2 separate regions of the Homo sapiens genome follow, and region 2 is linked to region 1. A link is an interaction called in ENCODE POLR2A ChIA-PET data of the cell type or tissue named here. Cell type or tissue: OCI-LY7. All regions are shown on one strand. Each heading gives the region's core, and the rest is flanking DNA. Links, peaks and the distances in the headings are about the cores only. Region 1 overlaps PALM2AKAP2 (PALM2 and AKAP2 fusion). Region 2 overlaps PALM2AKAP2 (PALM2 and AKAP2 fusion).

The links. ChIA-PET counts read pairs that join two places held together with the same protein. Peaks named below come from ENCODE experiments on the same cell type or tissue, not always from the same donor. Only the 100,000 strongest peaks of a DNase experiment are listed, where the experiment ranks them.
Region 2: POLR2A ChIA-PET joins it to region 1 with 10 read pairs; 2 of 35 experiments call an interaction of 5 or more read pairs at or near these places.

What each region holds. Positions count from the first base shown.
Region 1 is chr9:109,964,954-109,970,331 of GRCh38, forward strand. All of the region lies in intron 6 of PALM2AKAP2 (PALM2 and AKAP2 fusion), which reads left to right. Among named protein-coding and RNA genes, the nearest start is that of PALM2AKAP2, 190 kb to the left of the region's middle. RefSeq lists enhancers at 1,845-1,944, 2,625-2,674, 2,685-2,804, 3,195-3,264. In OCI-LY7, for the core only: CTCF peaks have their summits at 2,196 (motif pointing left), 4,357 and 4,559; DNase peaks (open chromatin) are centred at 1,519, 1,898, 2,248 and 4,348; H3K4me3 peaks cover 3,244 bases; H3K27ac peaks cover 4,305 bases.
Region 2 is chr9:110,159,731-110,165,108 of GRCh38, forward strand. It overlaps PALM2AKAP2 (PALM2 and AKAP2 fusion), which reads left to right. Exons shown (of 11, transcript NM_007203.5): 10 at 2,364-2,402. Among named protein-coding and RNA genes, the nearest start is that of C9orf152, 46 kb to the right of the region's middle. RefSeq lists an enhancer at 2,372-2,511. In OCI-LY7, for the core only: no CTCF peak of the experiment used is centred there; a DNase peak (open chromatin) is centred at 2,441; H3K27ac peaks cover 816 bases.

The sequences.
Region 1 (5,378 bases), core at 56-5,055:
GTCATCTTTCATCTGTTTCTTGCCATTGTCATTACCATCAACATTGACAGAGATAACACATAGAACCTTGAATTATGGAATCCTTATTAAGTTAGATACTCATCTCTTCTAGAAAATAAAATGTTTATTAGTAAAAGCAGAATCCTCAGGAAAACAGTATTTATAAGCCCTAGACACATGGCCCTGGAAAAGTCACTTAACTTCTCTGAACCTCTTTTTCCTATGAAGTGGGACTAATAATCCCTACGATAGATTTGTATGGAGAATAAAGTTTAAAATGCCTCATGCACAAAAGAATTGAGAGCAAGGACTCGAACAGATATTTGTATACCAATGCTCACAGCAGCATTATTTCCAATAGCCAAAAGACGGAAAAAACCCCAAGTGTCCATCCACAGATGAATGGATAAACAAAATGTGATATATCCCTACAATGGAATATTATTCAGCCATAAAAGGAATGAAATTTTGATATATGTCACAACATGGATGGACCATGAAACATAGTGCTAAGTTAAACAAGCCAGAGAGAAAAGGACAAATATTGTATTATTCCACTTACATGAGATATCTAGACTAGTCAAATTCGTAGTGACAGAAAGGTTACCAGAGGACCTGGGGGAGAGAAGAAAGGAGAGTTATTGTTTAATGGGTACAGAATTTCAGTTTGGGATGATGAAAAAGTTCTGGAAATGGCTGGCGGTGATGGTTGCACAACAGTGTGAATGTACTTAATGCTATCGAACTGTAAACTTAAAGTGGTAAATGGTATTATGTATGTTTTACCACAATAAAAAAATAAATGCCTCGTGCAGTACCTGGCCATTGAAGATACTCAGGGGGAAAAAAAAGAGCTAAAAAGAGATATTAAGATGTTTCTAAGTGTTACTGAGTTCAGAAGTGGGAGTTCATACTTTAAACTAAAAGTAGTCAACGAAGGATTTGCCAAGGAGGTGGGATTTGAGATGGAGTTTGTAGGACCAGGCAAGGGAAAAGGCAACCCAGCCAGGAGGAAATGTGTAAGCAAACCATGAAGCTCCTGTGTGTGGTGATGGGGACCCGGTGATGATGTTGTGATCTGTTTTGTTTTTTGTTGGAGACTAGATTTGGGATGGGGTTTCAAGGGACTTGGAGTCCAAGTTGACCTGTTTAGGTGCCAGGCAGAGCAGAGGCACTAAAACTATCTGGGCAGGGAGGATGAAAAGATCAGTGTCGGCAGAAAGATCAATCTGGGGCATCGTAGAAAATGGATTGAATGGTGCCATACCAGAGGTTCAAGGCAGCCAGGGCAGTGTTGCACAAGTCCTAGACTAAACTAGGATGGTGGCTGTGCAAAAGAAAAGGGAGAGATGGAGACTAATTTCAGAAGAGCCTTGATAGACTTAAGATATCAAGGAAGAGGTGGCAAAGTGTTAAATGTTTAGCAGAATAGCTCAACCCTGGAGCCAGGTACCCTGCATTTAGTACTGCTAATGTTCTAATACCAGTACTGCTGCTTATGAGCTTGTGTGACCTTGAGTGAATGACTTAATCTTTCTGTCCTGTTTCTTCCTCTATCACATAACAATGAATGACAAAGTAGTGCCTCTCTCACAAGGCTGTCATGAAGGTTAAAGGAGTCAATATTTGTAAAGATCTTACAATAGTATTCAGCACAGAATATATGCTTGCTATTTTTTATCTTTTAAATCTGGATGGTTGGTACGTTGGTGTCTGTTACGTTATTTTTTGGTGTTTGAATATTTTAAAGCATGACCTTAAAATAATGTACTTTCAAAACAGTCTTGCTAAGCAGTGCTTCTTAAAGCTTAACATGCATGTGAAATGTTTGGCAGTCTTGTGAAAATGCAGGTTCTGGTTCAGTAGGTCTCAGGCGGTACTCAATGGTCTGTGTTTGTAGCAAGCTCCCAGGTGGTCTGGTGCCGCGGGTCTGCCGGCCACTCCTTGAGTAGCAAAGTTGTTAAGGAACGGAGTTCCATCACGGTGTTTCTAGGATTGTTCTGGTTGTCTTTTGCCACATAACAAATCATCCAAACCTAGAAGCTAAAACGAAAATGATTTATGTTCTATGCTGTTGTTGTTATTATTATCTCTTGCAGTTCAGCTATGTAGTTCTTGGGATCTGTCACAAGCTGGTGGTTAGATGTAGCTGGGGCAAGAGTCAAGAGTCATCCTGAAGGCTTCCTCCCCCTCGTGTCCGGTGGTAGATGCTGGCTGGCTGTTGGGACCTCAGCTGGGGCTGTCAGCGAGAACATCTCCCCAGGGCATCTCCATGTGGCAAGGGGCTCTTCACAGCTCAGCAGCTGTATCTCAAGACAGAGAACCAGGCAGAAGATGTATTACCTTTTCTTGCCCAGCCTCCAAGTCTCACAGCATCGCTTCTGCCACCTTCTATGTATTAGAAGCAAGGCACTAAGGCCAGCCCATATGCAAGGGTAGCGCAGTGAGACTCCGTGTCTTTTTTTTTTTTTTTTGAGACAGAGTTTCATTCTGTTGCCCAGGCTAGAGTGCAGTGGCACGATCTTGGCTCACTGCAACCTCCACTTGCTGGGTTCAAGTGATTCTTGTGCCTCAGACTCCCGAGTAGCTGTGACTACAGGCAGGCGCCACCACACCCAGCTAATTTTTGTATTTTTAGTGGAGATGGGATTTCACCATATTGGCCACGCTGGTCTCAAACTCCTGAATTCAGGTGATCTGCCCGCCTTGGCCTCCCAAAGTGTTGGGGTTACAGGCGTGAGCCACCGCACTTGGCTGAGACTCCATGTCTTGAAGGGAGAAGTGTCAAAGAATTTTTAGACATGTCTCAAAACCACCACAATGGCCTGCTTAAGGAAGCTCTGGGAGGAACAGAAAGTGGTGGATGAGTCAACCAGGGAAAGTTGACTTTGTTGTGTTTAAATTTGTGGGTTTGGGGTACCATGAAGACCACTTGAAGTTATTCTCCAACAGGCAGGATGGTGTGTGAGTATCTGAGTATCTATCTCTCACACCAGATCATAAGCTTCTTGAAAGCAAGGACTTGGTCTTTTTCTCTGCAATAGTTCTGGTGTCTACCACAGTGCTTGGCACACAAAAGTGACCCAAACAATGTTTGTTTGATGAGGGAATGAATAAATGAATGAATGAATGAATGGTAAAGGATTTAGGACTGAGGCTGTGTGGTCTGAAGAAGAAAGGATACTGGAATTCTGGAAATCTCTCCCAGAACAGTCCTCTCTGGCACTTCTCCCAGGGAGAGGGACTCCTGCATTTGCTCAGAGGCCACCATGGCCCTGGGGGTCTGGCCTGCCTGCTTTGCAACTTGAGGCCCTCGCGTACCCCATAGGCTGTGGAAGGCCTGGATCTGCTGGGAAACCTCCTTCTTCCACTAAATGGAAACTGGAATTCCAGGAGAAAGCAAAAATCAACAAGAGCTATTTTGATTATAATGATATCTCATTTCTAAGCAGCTCTCTCTATTTCCTGTTTATAGCCCAAACTGAGAGCAGAAGCGACTAGATCTCTCAGTGAAAGGTTTTCTCCGAAGACGTCTAGCTATATCATCAACAGGAAACAGTACTCTCCCAAGACAAAAGTCCCTGTCTCTGGCCACTCTGTTGGGTTTCATTGCACCCTACAAAGGGAGGTGGGAAACCTGGGTTTCTGAAAGAGGCCCTGATTTTGTGTTAGCCTTCAGCATCTACCACTTGTACCCAGCTCCCAGTCCCCCAAATTTCTGGGGACTCCATGTGAAATCAATGCACAGGAATTGTGGGGGGAAGCCCTAAGGAGTCCAGCCGCGATTTTCAGCGCGATTTTCAGGGCAGCTACATTTCACTTCAAAACTCCCAGTAAGTCTGCCACTAAGACCCCTGGAAAGGCTGGCTATGTCAGCCCTCTGTCTTCATTAGAAGAATCTCAGGATTTCTTCCAGTGACAGAACATGATCCTCAGATTCCAGGGAGTGACCCCAGACCCAGTTCCTCTCCGGGCTATAAAACTGTGGAGTGTGACACAGACAGAGAGACTGTGGTAATTTAGAGACTAAGAAAAAAACTGACTAGAAAGCAACTGAACAGAACAGCTGCAGGAATGTAAAATGCAAGACCCTCTGATCTGACAGTCTTTTCCTGCACCTCTACAAATGTGCGTGCACACACACACACACACACACACACGACTCCCAGAAAGGACCCTCTGAAGACAGGACATTTCAGCTGACATCTGAAAGATGAGGAAGGCAGCCATGCCAAGAGTATTCCAGAAAGAAGGAACAGGGTTTGCAAAAGCTCAGCAGCTCCACAGCTGCTGGTCTGGGCCAAATAGGACAGACAGCCTGTGGCTCTCCCCACACCTTGTGCTTCCTCACTCAGCCACTGTGAGTCTCCTCTCGCCTGAAACAGTCTCCCGCTCTGTCCTAACCTTCCAGCATCTTTCTCATTCACTCTGTCTCCTGAATATCACCCACAAAGGGTAGCAGTATCAGTCTTGGTCCACACACTTATGCAAGAAGTGCCACTTTGTTTTCTTTAAATCAAGTGATATCAGACTCTGTACCCCAAGGCTGCTGGTCTGGCAGGCAGTTCAAACTCAGTCGTTCACGGGGCTCTCTCCCACCCAAGGTCATGCAAAGGTGACATGCTCATCTTGGGGAAGGCCCATCATCACTGGTTCTCACTGGATTTATCCTTGGGTGTGCATTGTCCTGGTTTTCAGAGCCCCTTCAGGGCTGAAGTCTGTGTGGCTTCTGAGCCAAGCTTGGAGACAGGAGCCTTGGCAGAGGCTGGGAGCCTGGAATCAGCATCCAGCTTCCCTGCTTACACCACAGTGTAGCACTCCCACATCCTCACCCCACCCCACCCCAAGTGCAGCCTACAGCCCCTCCCCTCTACTGCTTCTGGGAGAAAGTGCACCCCTCCCCGAACCCCACCAGGATGCCTAGCTTCATCTCTTTAGTGAACTTTTGGCTTTTGCAAAAGACCTGAAGGCCCATTGACCAAAAGTAGCCTCTGCCCAGGCAAGGGAGCACAAAACCCACTCATCTTCTAGAAATGGACTGGAGAGTGCAACACAGGAAGTGCCCACACAGATGTTTCCTAGACCTTGCCTTTAGGGTCCCTCTGTTCTCAGGGATGCAGTCTATCCAGCCCTGGGAACTTGAACTCCCTGAGAACAATGTCCCTCTCTATCTATGGTAAAGGATTAGGTTTTGTTTTTTTTCTTTTAAGCTTCCAGTTCATCTCAGAACAGTACTTTTGTAAAGTACAATGAAAGTGAATGATGAGAAAAGTAAAATTTTTGAAAGACACACAGAATACAGGTACTGATTTTTTATTATTAGATTCAATAAATTGTTATTAAGGGTTCTAAACATATTCTTTCCATTTCTGCACTCA
Region 2 (5,378 bases), core at 50-5,049, 190 kb after region 1:
CCCGAGCCCCCATCAGGGGTGTGGTGGCCTCTGGGGTCCTGTCCACAGGGACTCAGCTCAGGGCCCTGCTCTCTCCAGTTTTCCACTTTATAAAAAGTCATATGCAGAGAGGCCCCTGGCTTATGGGAGTCAGGGAGTGGTGTTATCCAAAGGTTGTCCCCAACCAGCCATATTTGTTACTAGCTCAGAACTTGAGCAAAGTACTCCCTTTAGTTGCCACAGTCTTCACCCACCTGGGCTGATTTCTTTGTCCTGTATATTGGAGTCACCAATGAGTATCTCCAGCCTCACTTATTAATGGACCTCTTGGCTAATTCTGAGGGCAGGAGGATTACCATCCCCACCCCTACCCACTTACCCAAGGCTGTTTACCAACCTATGCAAGGCCTTTGTGTGAATTAGGAAAAAAAACCACCCTTGTTCCTCTATGAAGATATGAAGATGCAGCCCTGCACCAGCCACACATTTGGGGGGTAGAGTAGGGGACTGGGCTTTAGTACCATTCATCCCTTTAGTCTGATGCTTTTGTGCAGTGCACACAACACACACCCAGATGCAGCAATCCTATTCATATTGTGGGTTTCTCTTATCTGGAAATGTTCTCTTATGTGGAAATGTCCACTTATCTGGGTCTCATACCATTTCTGCTCAGTCATGCAATTCATAATGGACTAGTGAATCCTAGTTTCCTAAAGGGCTTCTTGATGCCTTGCAAAGCGACTGCCTCCAAGGTGGGGTTGCCCACTCATGGACCTGGAAGACATTTGGATCAGTGGGCACAAATGATGGGCTATTTGGATGTTTTTCCTTCAGGCATGAAGAACCCCTCTAGGAAACTCTGATTCATTAGTCCATCCTGAGTGACATGACTGTATTTAGGCAAACAGTATTTTTCCAGCCAATTGTTTCCCTAACCTGACCTGAGCCTCAGAAAGTGAAGATGATGGGTCATTGAGTCAATGATGCTCATGAACATCTCGAGGGTTTGCTTTGCCTTTCTCAGTTGAAGGGATGCTGACCAGAGTCCAAATCACAGCCTCCTGGATGTTCAGCCCCATCTTTACTTTTAGCGCAGGATCTGCCCTCAGTGGGGTTTTCCAGTGTGCTCTCTCTCTCTTTCTCATCCCATGACTTCATTACTGAGAGGTCATCCAACCACTCTGTCTCATCTTAGAACAAGAGAAGACCTCGTCGGTTTTCCTGGGCTACGTCAAAGCTGAGAGTTCCTGGCACACATTACCCTTCCAGACCAGGACATGCATTGAGAGTTGTGGCCATACTCTCGCTCAGTGTGTGAAGGAAGCCTATCTGCCTCCTGTTTCCCCAGACGCTACAGGAAGCTCAGTGATGCCTTGTGCTTCCCTAACTCTCTCTTACGTTCTCACTCGTACCCTAGTGAAGATGCAAAGGAGAGAGAAGAGCTCCTGACTTGTCAGCTCCCAGCCATTAGCCCAATCATGACAGAACTATAATTCCTAAGTGCTACATATAAGAAGCAGTCAGCAATCACAGATGTGTGATCCCACCTAACTAGTCTATGGCTATCAATGCCCCAAACCAATAAATGCTTTAAATGCCCCAAGCAGTGTAAATGTACGCTCATTACCATAATTCTGGAGAGGGATGTCCCAAATTGGTCCTGCCATCTCATTTTCCATAGTCAGGCCATTTTTTTCTGTACTTTGAGTAAGACTTTTAGTCCCCTATAGGAACTAAAGGATCATTTCAGTTCCTAAGTGCTCATACTAATAATCCTATATAATCACCAGAAATTGCTATCAAAGGATGATCCCACTCTCAGGAACTTACCCAGGCCCCCAGGGTTCTGACGAGGGAGGCTGTGTGGTCTCCCTAGGCAAGACTACCCTTAGGCCGGTTTCAGAGAATCTGCCTCCACAAACCAACTGCTGTGATTAGGATCTTCTTTTAATGGAACAACAGGTTACAAGACGGCTTTGGGGTTCAGAGAAGCCTACGGGAAGAGAAAAGGCTATTTGGCTACAGACTCTAGCAAATCCAAAATGGCCCCCAACGACCTTGCTGGTGGGCAGCTGATTGTGTACAGAGGGGAAGGAATCTTGTTAATTCAAAGTACAGAAACTGAAAGCAACGTTTTGAATTAACAAAGTACGGCTTATCTGATATTTTTATTAGTGAACAATAGGGTATCTAGTTGCTGCAAAGAATAGACTTATAAATAAACTAATATCAGATGGAGAAAGTTTTGGCATGGGTGTAGAATGGCCTCCTGGTATTACTTCCCCTCCCATCCTCTTCTGGTGTGGTGCCTGTTCCCGGCTAGGGGGTGTTCTGTAAGTGTGTCACTGCCATGTACTAACCCTGGTCTTTTCCCTCTCTGCCAGTACACTTCTAAGTTACTGTCTTGCAAGGTGACTTCCGAGGTACTTTTCAATTTGTTTGTCTTGGTCTTACTGAATGCATGATCCAGGTGCATGCTGTTGTGGTTTGCCATTTCCTGATGAGTTAAACGAAAATGGCAAGAAAAATGACTTGTCTCCATATGTATTTTTTTGTGCCTGTTCTGAAATATGGGACTGCCTCGAAATGTTGGAGTCCATGCAACAGTGATATACAATGGTGTGGTTTGCTGTGCTGTGCTGTGGGGGCGAGTGGGAGGGTACTGGGGAAGACCTTGCCTGCTCACGAATCTTGAAGACGTTTGGACCAGAGGACACAAGTGATGGGCTATTTTGGTTTTTAAAGTTTCTTTAGGCATTAATAGCAAGTATACTTGGCCTGGTTGGAAAACAGTGCAGCTCATGCAGATTGAGCTATGGATTTTCACCCATTCTTTGTTTACCTTAACATAAAGCTAGAAAGCTCCATTCTATAGATTTAAGATGAACCATCCTAATCTACAGATTTATCAAATGTAAACCATCCTAGACCTCCCTCCCTCCAATCTTTAAACGTGTATTTTTATTTTAGAAACTCTAAGCCTTGATTTCTCCAAAAGCCTCCTTGTTTAAGAGACAAGGTCTTACTCTGTTGCCCAGGGTGGAGTACAGTGGTGCAATCATAGCTCACTGTAGCCTTAACCTCCTGGGCTCAAGCGATCCTCCTATCTCAGCCTCCCAAAGAGCTGGAACTACTGGTGTGTGCCACTATGCCCAGCTAATTTATTTTTTTATATTTTTTTTGTAGGGACGGGGGTCTCGCTATGTTGCCCAGGCTGGTCTCAAACTCCTGGCCTCAAGTGATCCTCCTGCCTCAGCCTCCCAAAGCATTGAGGTTACAGGTGTGAGCCACTGTTCTCGGTCCCCAAAAGTCTTCTTTCCTTTTACACAGATTTCACAAATATATGTGCTATAAATATGTGTGCTATGAGAAGGCATAATATTTTTCTCTTTTAATTTTTTTCTATTTTGTCCATTTTTTCTTTTTGCTGAGAAAGCACAATATTTTTCATATTTTTATTTCTGTATTTTATTTTGATTTTAAAAGAATTATTTCAAATATACAGAATTCTAGAGAGAATCATTCGTTCATTCATTTAACAATTTTCAAGGCTCTACTATGTGTCAGGCATTGTTCTAGGTTCCAAGAATACAGCAGTCAACAAAACAAGTTCCTGATATCATGGAACTGGCATTCAGAATAATATAAGATAATAAAATAATAAAACCCACCTACCCAGCTTTGTCCATTCTTATCATTTCATGATATTTAATATTTTTAAAAGAAATTAGTATTGCAAATACAATTTAAGCCCTCTCGTACTTCTCCCAGTTCCCTCCTCCCTTACAATCTCGCAGAGGTAACTATTTTTGAGCTTGTTGTTCATCATTTCCATGCATGGTTTTATACTTATACTACAAATGTGTATATACATAAACAACACCTTATTTTTGCATGTTTGAAGACATTCTATAAGCGGTAAATCATGTTGCAGTATCTTCTGCTCCTGACTTTGTTCTGTCTGCATTGTTTTGAGATGTGTCCTTGTTGATCACTGTGGCTCTGGTTCATTCTTTATAACTGCTGTATGGTATTCCATTGAATGAATATATCACTATTTATTCAATCTTCTGTTATGGAAATGTAGACTATTTCCAGTTTTTCTTACCGTTAGAAATAATGCTTTTATGAATGTTATTATACATGTCTCTTTATGTACCTATGGAAGAACCTGTCTCTATATTTAGGAGTAGAAGCACTGGCTAGTAGCCTGATACATCCTAACATTTACTAGATATTGTAAATTATTTTTCAAGTTGGTTGCATTAACCTGTAGCATAATAAGTTTTTTGGTCTCTCTATTTAGCCAAAGAATTATATTTAAATATAGAGCTGACCTGCTGATTATCAGTAATTTTCTTTCATAAGATATCAAATGAATACTGAGAATATCATTCTGTACCTTCTTTAACGTCTAATTGTGGTTCTCATCTGGAGGATGGCAGTTTGAGAATTAGGACTAAGCCCGTCTCCCCTTTGAGTCCATTTAAAACAATGAAAATCTGGTCAAATATATCCAAGGAAGATAGAGTTGGGCCCACTCTGTCTTCAATTTAAAAGCAGGTTGGAAGATGAAATATAAATATTAATATGAATAGGGTGATATTATTTAACATATCTGTCTTTTGTTTCATATGTCCAAATTAAAATTTTCTATATTGATTGCTTTCAAAGTTAAGCAATTCACTTGAATTCCCTAAGCATTAGAGAGAAAAATTAATATTAAAGGGTTGTTGAGAGATAATTGTTTTTTATTCCCTACCAGACCTGAATGTGAATTTGTGAAAACAATAAAACTTTGTTTATTTATTTAGTTTACTTTTTTTTTTTTTTTTTTTTGAGACACCGTCTCACTCTGTCACCCAGGCTGAAGTACAGTGGTGCGATCTCAGCTCACTGCAGCCTCTGCCTCCCATGCTCAGGCGAGTCTCATGCCTCAACCTCCTAAGTAGCTGGGACTACAGGTGGCAGCCACCATGCCCAGCTAATTTTTGTATTTTTAGTAGAGACAGGTTTTCACTATGTTGGCCAGGCTGGTCTCGAACACCTAGTCTCAAGCAATCTGCCTGCCTTGGCCTCCCAAACTGCTGGGATTACAGGCTTGAGCCACTGCACCCAGCCACAATAAAACTTTAAATCAGATCGTTTTTTGTTTTCCCTTTTCCATTTCCATGGGGAGTGTTGATTGCTCTTCTCTGGTGTGTCTCCTTCTGGACTCCTTACAGCCATTGGGCAGCCAGATAGTCTGGTGGCCTCAAGCATCAACTCTGCACCCAGAGTGCAGAGTTCAAATCTTGGTTTTGCCTTCTGCTAACTGGGTAATTCTGGGCAAGTTACTTAACCTCCCTGTGCTTCAGGTTCTTCATATAAAAAATGGGAGTAATAACAGCATAAATGTC